2 separate regions of the Homo sapiens genome follow, and region 2 is linked to region 1. A link is a contact called in ENCODE Hi-C data. All regions are on one chromosome and are shown on one strand. The core of a region is the stretch at or near the end of the contact, and the rest is flanking DNA. Distances in the headings are between cores, read along the strand shown. Region 1 has its middle 18 kb from the start of MIR548G. Region 2 has its middle 21 kb from the start of EDNRA.

Region 1 (4,978 bases), core at 1,920-4,419:
TCCTGGGTCTCATGCAAAGTCTGACACCTGAACACATTTTGGCATCCTTGATCAGCACACTCCTGGACTTTGTCAAGTGGAGTGTCAGTCTCCTCCCAGAAATGCTAGGTTAGAACCAAGGTGGGGACTCTGACGGACCTCAGGCCACACTCTTCAAGCAAAGAAGACTTGGCTTGATCTTGTGACAGCCACTTGTATTTAAATGAGATGCTGGGAAACATATGGAGACCTACACAAGGGAATACCCAAAAGCTTCTTGGGCATTACACTGACCTACATAGTATACGGTTTTCCATTTGGGCTGAGTCACACTGCCCCTGATCAGGATAGATGTTATAGGGAGATGGAACAGAAGGCAGGGAGTTCATAGCAGTACTATCTGGTACCCCAGCATCAGGGATGTCCCCAGCTTCCCGTGATATTCATGTAGGCCCTGGAAGCACCGCTTCATATAGTGATTGTTTATTTAATGTCCAAGTTTGGAATGGCTTAGAAAAAGAAAAAGACCTAAGAGCTTATATGATGTCATGGAAAGATAGAAGTCAGACATGTGGTTTTCTTGGGTTCTTCAGCTTTTCCCAATTTTCTCCACCCCACATTCAGAGCTCTATTTGCCTTCATCTGCAGAATCTCTGTAGGAAGCAGTTTTGAAAGGCACTGCTGAGTCACTGAGTTGTACTGTGGTCTGACTCTCTGATACTTTAAATTCTGATTTGAAGAAATTGCTTGAAAGCACTGATATCTTTTTCTCACCGCTGGCAAATGGCAAAGTTTTCACTGAGTGAAAAGCAATGTTTCGTAAGTGAAAAATATAAGAATCAATTTGTCCATCATTCCATTATCCTGCCCAAACACTTAACAATTAAGGGACAGGCCAGAAGGCTTCAGTTAATTACATAAAAGGTTTTTTTTGTTGTTTGTTTTTAAGTTAGGTTTAAAGAGTCCATGAGCTGCTGACAGTCTAAGAAAAATTCTTTCAGGCATTTAGCTGGAAGTTGTCACAGTTTGAATGGATGGTTTATTCAAAATGAAGATTAAATTTCTTTATAGCAATTCTAATTTCATGGAACTTTAAATCTTAAAAAATTTAATGAAACACCCTAATCTTATAGAAAATAAAAGTAGGAGCCAGTGAATAGAAGTGACTTTCCCAAGTTCCCATAGCTAAATATATGGCAAAACTAGGAATAGAAGGACCCAGGTCATCAGACTGTGGAAACAGGGCCCTATTTTACTTCAGGATGTGCCAATAATTTATGATGATGTGAATCTTCTGAAACTTATACATGATTCAAAGACACTGGGGAGGTGGGAAAAAATGGATTTGGAAGGGATGAGGAAGAATAAGAGGATCAAATAGCATCTTTATTCAGGCTCCCTGCAATGGTTGAAACAGAGAATATTGTAAAGAATATTACATGCCTTCCTGAATCAAAAGTAGCACAGCCCTGCTGGCAGCTAAGGAAGCAGGGTAATAGAAATCCCAACACCTCCACACTCAGCGCCTGGAAAATGAGAACCTAAAGCTTACTGTATTAGGATAAGGACAAGCCCAAAATCAATCATGACCCATGCCAGCCTTAAACAGTTACCATAATCTCTTACACTTGTGTATTATTCTCTTATATTAAAATAAGAATCCTAGTTGTATGCATTTATATTTGATATATAAATATACATTTGCCCTTAAAGGGTCATCTACTATAAAGGAAATTTTTTTAAAGAATTGCAAGGAAGAAATACAGTACGTTACATTTCATTAAACCATTCTCCTGATTTTCTGGAGATCTGACCTAATTTCTCTTTAGGCCTATTAGAAAATGACATCCTTCCATTGGCAGAAACTGTCTAATTACTTTTTGTTATGAGCTATTTCCAACATTGCTGATCTGCAATTCTACAGAGCACTTTCATGAGGGCAGAGGGCAACTGTGAGTCATAGAGACTCTGGGAGGAAAGCAGAGCTCTTTGTCTGAATAAGGAAAAGTTCAGTTGTTCCTTAGGTTTCGGGCATATCAGCTATTGCTGTCATTGGGAGTGTTTCCCAGAACTGAAAGTGAGCCTTTTAGAAAGGTTTGACATCAGGCAAGTGCTCTCTGGGGCAGGAGAGCTGCACTTTTCAGTGATAAGTACAAAGCCTAGGTTCCCTGATGAATAACAGCTTGATGATACTGGGTTAAGTTACTGAACTTCTCTATGAAATTACATCAGCCATACCATTAGGTTGTTTGGACCATTCAATGAAGTAAATACATAAATGTACATAGCCCATCACCTGCATAGATTATATCTTCCATAAGGAATAGTTGCCTTCCTTCCTCTTGGCTAAGGGAATTGGAGGTCTGGCTATACTGTTGGAGAGAAGAGTTGTACCACAAACAGACTCCACTGAAACCATGTGGACTTTGGGAAGACTGGGCCCAAACCATAGCTCAGAAAGAACATTTGGTGAAGGAGCCCAGGTCTATCCAACATGACAGCCACTCTTCTTCATGGTCTAGCCTAGTGCTATTCAAAGTGTGGTCCTTGGCCCAACTGTATCGATATCATCTCAGACCCTCTAAATCTGGATCTCTGGAGTAGGGCCCAAGAATCTGTGGTTCTACCAGCTCACCAGGTGATTCTTTTGCAGGCTCAAGTTTGAAAAACACTGCTTTAGAGAAAGTGTTCCTAGCAAACCCAAGAGGACAGGAAGACATGGACCAGGGTAACAATCAGATTTTCAGGGGCTCAAGCCAAGGAGGTTTTAAGAAAAGGTGTAACAAATGACTGCTAGGAAGCCTCTGGGAAAAACCTTTAGGAATCATGTAACAATTGTCAATTTTATAAACACTTTCGTTCACTTAGCAAACATGAATCCACATGCGCTTATTAATCTTCTAACCAGAAGTAAGCCACTGAGTTTTTCACAAATTGGCTGGACAGGCTGATTCCCAAGACAAGAAGAGATCATCCACAAAATCCTTAAATAAAAAGAGCCTAAGTGCTCATTTTTGGTGACAGCAAGCAAAGAGGGAGATGGGAAGACAGCATTTTACTCAGTAGTCAGTCGTAGGAGGAAAAGAACCAGGGAATGGAAGCAGTCCAAATCCCTAAGGCTTTCAGAAAGCAGGGGGAAAAAATAAAAGCTAGACATGGGACTGAAATCCAGAGGTTGAGACATGACCCATCAGGCACATAACTGGCAGGAAGCCCAGCAGCGAGGCTCCCTCTTAGGAACTAAGCATCTGCCTGTTTTCACGTCTCTGCAACATACTAAATTATCTGTTAGCAAGTAGTTGCAGCATCCACAAAGATCAGGGACACAGGACACTTAGAAAATTCAATTGTGTATGTAAATATTTACCTAGCTACTTCCTTGGAGTCTACAGACCTGTGACATTTTATTGGCAGACAGACTTTATGATTTCAGCGTGCCAGTGTATTTTATCAGAAATAAGTGAAAAAAAAACTCAAAACAACTTGGAAAATAGAGATGTTCAAGTCAAGGTTTATCCACCAATGCCTCTGAAACTGGAGGGGCTTCAGTGCAGACCTTTAATCCACAATGCCTGATTCTGAAGTGGCATGTCTGTGTAAGAGAATTTAACATCCTAAGGATCCGCCAGCCTCTTCTATTTAAAGTCAGGGCCATTGATCCCCTTTTTGGGTTGACCCACACCCCACCAACCCTCAGGATCTGGATGCCATATAAACATTAACCAGAAGAAATCAGTTGCGTATCTCAGGTAGATTTATCTTCTAGGTAATCTTATTCCTAGACATGCTTTTGCTTTTAGTTTCATTATATTTACTTTGCCTTTGCCCTGCTCTTGTGGCCAGTGCCCTCTTTGTGTTTTATCATGAACCTGCTATGTGCCCACCTCAAAGCTGGACACTGTGGTTCAAACATTTCCTTCAGGAAGCCACTAGTCCACTTCCTGTTAGAAAAGATTCTGAACTTCTTTCCCAGATAAGTTGAAGAACCTGTTTTCTGACCTGGTTAGAAATTGAAAACTCAATCGAAAGATTGGCAAAGAAAATTGTGGAAATCTATGAAAGTAGAAAAAAATGAAAAATACAAGAGAAAAGAAAAGAAACTTGAAGGACCAGTACCGAGAATATAATATCTGAACAAGCAAGTTTCATGAAAAAGAGGACAAAAAACATTGAGGGAGGAAATCATCAATTAAAAAATTTAAGAGAATTTCCTAGAACTGAAGAACATTGGTCAGAACGTCAAGATGGATGGAAACAGAGTCACACCCAGGCACATCACTGAGAAATTTCAGAACACTAGGGGTAAAGGGAAAAACAAACACAGTTCCAGAGAGAGGGGGGAAAATCGTATGCAGAGGAACCAGAAAGTGAAATAACTTCTAAAGATACAAAAAACAACAGAAAACTAGAAATTAATAGAGTAATGCCTTCAAAATTCTGAAGGGAAATTATTTTCAATCTAAGTTTCTATAAACAGCCACACCATTATTCAAGTGTCAAAGCAAAATACAGCTATTTTCAGATATTCAAGGGCTCAAAAAAATTTGCTAAAGTGATGAAGGTCTTCAGGCTCAAACAGTGAAAAGTACAATTATAAATAAGCAAATTTAAAATAAGACAACCCCAGGGAATACAGAAAGTTATGTGGGGAAGGAAAAAAATATATACATGTGCATGGTTCATCTGTGAATAAGGTACAGAGGTAATAATAACATAAACCTGTCTACTGGTCTAACCAAAGTTACAAGAGGTCAGGGGAATAGGAAGAAGGATTGTGAGGTATTTGGGATGAGTGTGTGTGTGTGTGAGTGTATGTGTGTATGTGTGTGTGTGCGTGTGTGTGTGTTGTGCAGAAAGAGGAGGAAAAGAGCTGAAATCATCATCTTCCAATGTGGGAAGTCAATAGATAATGTCTAAAACTGGAGGGAAAGATATTGAGGAATAGAAATAGTAAGATATGGGGCCCAGGCGTGGTGGCTCACACCTGTAATCCCAGCCT
Region 2 (5,185 bases), core at 2,565-5,064, 98 kb after region 1:
CACAGGCCTTTTGTGCATGCTGATTTCTCTCCTGGAATGCTCTACTCTCAATCTTCAAATGGTTTACTCCCTTTTTCAGTCAGGTCTCTGCTCAAATGCCATACTACAGAGAGACATTTCTAGATCATTCTTTTAAAAGAGCTCCCATCCCATCAGAATCTTTACCTACCCTGATTTACATTTCTTACTACATGTGTCACTAAAATTTTGTTTTATATGTGTATTTTGTCCAGTTGTCAATCATCTCTCTCCTCCTCTAGGATATAAGCTCCATAAAGGCAAATATATTCTTCCTGCCTGCTACCCAGTGCACTGCCTGGCCTACAGAAGTTCAATAAAATAAAATTGAGTTTATGAAATCAGTGATTTTGATGATATATTCAAGCAATGATAATTAACACATGCATTAATTTTATAGCCTTTAGTAATGCATACTTGCCACTATCCAAAGTATATATTCTTTGAGTTCATGTCCTTTGCAGGGACATGGATGAAGCTGGAAAAAAGCATCCTCAGCAAACTAAAGCAGGAACAGAAAACCAAACACTGCATGTTCTCACTCATAAGTGGGAGTTGAACATCGAGAACACATGGACACAGGGAAGGGAACATCACACACCGGGGCCTGTCAGGGGGTGGGGGCAAGGGGACGGAGAGTATTAGGACAAATACTTAATCATGCCATGCTTAAAACCTAGATGATGGGTTGATAGGTGCAGCAAACCACCATGGCACCTGTATACCTATGCAACAAACCTGCACATTCTGCACATGTATCCCAGATCTTAAAGTAAAATTTTAAAAAATTAAATAAATAAATAATTTTGTGCCTATATTCTTTTTTTTAGTGCAGGAAAGGGCTGTAACTTTATTTGTATTTCCTCTTACACAAAACCATCAAAACAAGAACAGAGAAGGGATGAAAATCTGTTCAAACCCCATGTTCTCAGGCATATTCCAGGGAGCTCTTGAGGCTGAGTGCACAGCTTCAAATCCAGCACTAATTCCTCAACACCTGGCCTGAGGTCTTCAAAGACTGGTGGCTTGAGCCCTGCAATTAATTATAATCCCTTGCCCACCTTGATATAAGGCAGGAAAGCAGATTGAAATGCTCCTCTTTGGTGGGCAAGGGGAATCACAGCCCATAAATGTACTACATCTTCTGTGCTACAGAAGCAGAACCTGAAGCTGCTTCCAAGGCTCTGGACACTTGCACACAGGGCTAGAGGCCAATGGTATATAAGCAGGCTGTGGGATTGTGAACAGCAGAACAGACTGGTGCTGTCATAGCCCACTGATACCACACCTTCTTAGAATTGCTGCCTCACCAGAAATGCACACAGATGGTCTGGCCTTCACGCACCATTATGGGCTGCTTAATAGGGAAGAGGATGGGAAACCATGAGAACATCCCAGGAGAGTGAGTCTCTGTCTGGACAGATACTCAGAGTGATGTACTGATAAAGCATCTTAACGTATCCTGCAAAGCCATGCAGTACTGTATTCACCTCCACGGGAAACTCCAAGGTCCAGTAGCAGTTGTTGTCAATCGTAGGATCTGTGTTGGGATGGCTGAAGGTGAAACAGGGCTGGGATGCAGACAGCTGGTGGAGGTTGTGCAGTCGTACCACATAAGGCATCTCAAACTAGGCCTCAGGGTCACAGATCTTCTCCCTACAGGCTCAGACCTCATTGTACAGCTTGGAGGAGGAGATGGGAGCCAGGAAGGAAGTGTATTCCCCGGGGATGCGCACGCCTTCATGTTTTAGGAAGTGCTGGGCTCCATGCAGGCACTCAGGGGACAATTCATTGTCAACAAACAAGCAAAAACTGTCTATATTCTTAAATTAAGATAGTACCTTATTCCAATTGTAGCACTATTATAATAATGTTTCATTTTAAAACTCTGGTCTTATACCCTAGTAATGCAACTTACAGGTTATCATTGAGTGTGAGGAATTCTGGTATCTGATATCTGTCAACAAAGTGTCTGGAGGTCCAATATCTTTGAAGGACAGGAATCTTCCATCTATCTGCTATTAGGCAACTACTTTTGTACCTTTGAATGAATTGAGGATGCTGGAGAGGATAAAGGTAACACTCTTTGGGTTGGTCCTTTATTTTAAAGAACACTGTCAATGAGAAGAAATATGTGAAAGCATTTTGCCAGGTTTGTCATTGGGCACCCACTATGTTGTTTTAGAATAGCTCTAAGGTAAGTGGGAGCTTTTCCTAAAGTACATAGCTCTCAAATTAACATTGACCCTTCAGGAAAGTAGGATCTCCTTACAATGTTTCACTTTATGATGCACTTTTCAGAGAAACTGGTAAGGAAATGGGATATGCCTATACCTCTTCTACCTTTCTCACAGGAATAGTATGAAACTAAAAATGTTGGCTATAATTGCATTTTGAAAAAATTAAGTGAACTAGATGCAAACTACTATAAAAAAATTCAGTTCATACTGCGGAATATTCTATCCTAAGGTGGCCAGCATGCTATACATGGCTTTTAAAATTTGTGGGACCAAAGATTATACCTATAATATGTGTTTCCATTATAAAATCCAAATAAGGAAAATAAAAAAGAACATAATTTGACAATCATTTAAGTAATCTAGAAGAGAGAGAATGGATATAGTCTAACCCCTAGAGAGATGAGTGTAAGTGGACTCAACCAGCCAAATCTGAAGATAGCCCACTAGTGAGGTGACTCAGGTTGTGATATAACAATGAGAGTGTTTCTGAAAAGGAATTGGGAGGGTATTCTGGTCAGAGCTAGTGGAATATGTGAAGGCTTGGAGGGAAGAGAGGGTGAAACTTGCATGAAAGCTATCAAATATATTTTTCTGACTCAACTCAAAGAGCATGCAGGCTCAAGGGTGAGACTTACCTATATTAAATAATAAATACAATCAAGTAGAATTTCAATTTGCAATGCTGATGGAGAGATGATACCACCAGAAGTTTTAGTTTAATGTAGTTCAGGGTGGAAGAAAGTGAATATCCTTGCAGGGTTCTGGAATGGGGGTGTAGATACAAGCCATTACAGTCTGAATGTTGGTGTCTCCCCAGAATTCATATGTTGAAATTCTCACCCCAAGGTGATGGTATTAGGAGTCGGAGGGTGGGGGGCGCCTTTTGGGAGGTGATTAGGTCATGAGAGTGGACTGCTCACGAATGGGATTAGCACCCTTATAAAAGAGGCCTGAGGGAGCTTGGCTGTCCCTTCCGCCATGTGAGGACCCAGAGAGAAGGCAGCATCTGTGAACCAGGAACCAAACACCTCACCAGACACCAAATCTGCCAGTGCCTTCATCATGAACTTCCCAGCCTCTAAAACTATGAAAAATAAATTTCTGTTTTTACAAGTTACCCAGTTTATGGTACTTCGTGAGAGCAACCCAAATGGACTAAGAAGCTAATATCATAGCGGCTCTATGAATTCTGGAACTGGCTTTGAATAAAGATAGAAAGAGGGAATGGGAATAGAGTCTCTCATATGAACTTTCAAGTTAATTCCTATGAGGTATTAAGGATAAAGAAAATAAATATTCTTGAGAAACACTACCACAACCAGAACTAAAAAAAAAAAAAGAGAACATCTCCAATAAATAAAGCAGGTTAGGGCTTCACATAAAAGAGTTTAGAATTTTGTTTAAAACCATGTCTAAAACTTCAGTATCTTCAATAATTTGGTTTAAAACAACATCTAAAACTTTAGTATTTTCAAGACATGATACTTTTTTAGTATCTTCAAGGCATGATTTTTTTAAGTCTCATGCAGACAGAAATTACAAACTGTAGCATGAGTAAACCTTACCTGGAGTGACTAACATCAACATAGCATCACTAAAATGATGAGTAGTAACGCATAACCACATCCTCAAGACTCACCCATATCAGCATTTCCTAATGTGATTTAACTGCAGAATGCTTTAGGAATTATAAAATGTTGATAAAACACCAACCTAGAAGATATTATGCACATTTGATTAAGAAAGAGCAAAAAATAAATGCTTCCAGAAAATATCAAAATTGAATTCAGTTTGAGAAGAAATAAACATTGAATAGAATCACAAATAAATTAAGTAGGAAAATGTTGTTATATTTTAGAGATATATAATGAACTACTTAGGGGTGAATGTCATGATGTCTATAATTTTTACAGTACTTCCACAGAAATATATACCTTTATGAAGCATATAAAGCAAACTGTGAACATTTTTTAATTCTTTCAAGCCCAAAGGGCAATTCATGAGGCAGCAAGTTGGAACAAAGCTACGGAGCCCAGAGCAGAGCGGTGTGTACAAAAATGTCTGCAAAATGTCATTTCAAGCCATAGAAAGCAAGTGTAGATGTTATTAAGGGCTGAATTATGTCCCCCAAAATTTATATATTGTATTCCTAACCCCCAGGACCTCAGAATGTGACCATATTTGGAAATAGGGCCTTTAAAGAGGTAACTGAGGTAAAATGAGGCTATAAGTGGGCCCTATCCAATATGACTGGTGTCCTTCAAAGAAGAGGAGGTTAGGACGCAGACACTCACAGGATAGACATGCATGCTCACAGAGAAAAGACCATGTGAGGACACAGGAAGAAGACAACCATCTGCAAGGCACAGAGAAAGGCCTCAGAAGAAACCAAACTTGGGGACACCTTGGTCTCAGACTTCCAGCCTTCAGAACTGTGAGACAATCAATTTCTGTTGTTCAAGCCACCCAGTCTGGTATTTTGTTACAGCAGCCCTTGCATACTAATACAGACGCCCTCCCGAATATATTCAGTCAGAAAGCTGTAGACAAAGGTCCTTGGGATACCATCTAATCTATCCATCATCCTTTAGGCAAGGCTACCTCTCAGTCTTCCAACTGAAGGACAAAAAGAATGCCTGAGAAGAACACTGGATATCCATGGAAGATGGCTGAGTTGCTGGAGATGGTACAATAAGAACACAATTCTGAAATCTTGATTCAAAATTCTCTACAGCACAAAACCCATCTATTTCAGAACTGTAGTCTTAAAGCCTTGGTTGACAATGATGAAAAAAATTGTAAGTCTTTGCTACAGAACACACTCTTCATTAGACATTATTTAAACTTACATTACTGAAAATTACATTAAGAGCTGAAAGTCTCAATTATAGCCTTTCTAAAATTTTTAAAAATATTTTTATTTTTTG

The links. Hi-C counts contacts between places; a loop is a spot of excess contacts on that map. Pooled maps may share reads with other maps.
Region 2: a map of lower leg skin shows a loop between it and region 1 (5-fold over the local background). The contact joins two enhancer-like sites. A Hi-C loop is called at or near these places in 2 of 168 maps with a recorded cell type or tissue (chondrocyte and lower leg skin) and 4 of 50 pooled maps.

The regions. Positions count from the first base shown.
Region 1 is chr4:147,359,907-147,364,884 of GRCh38, forward strand. No RefSeq gene overlaps it. Among named protein-coding and RNA genes, the nearest start is that of MIR548G, 18 kb to the left of the region's middle. Within about 2 kb of position 3,170, at least 14 of the 41 ENCODE cell types and tissues checked have a DNase peak (open chromatin) inside an H3K27ac peak, as active enhancers do.
Region 2 is chr4:147,457,502-147,462,686 of GRCh38, forward strand. It overlaps the pseudogene PRMT5P1. Among named protein-coding and RNA genes, the nearest start is that of EDNRA, 21 kb to the right of the region's middle. RefSeq lists an enhancer at 2,984-4,183. Within about 2 kb of position 3,815, at least 2 of the 41 ENCODE cell types and tissues checked have a DNase peak (open chromatin) inside an H3K27ac peak, as active enhancers do.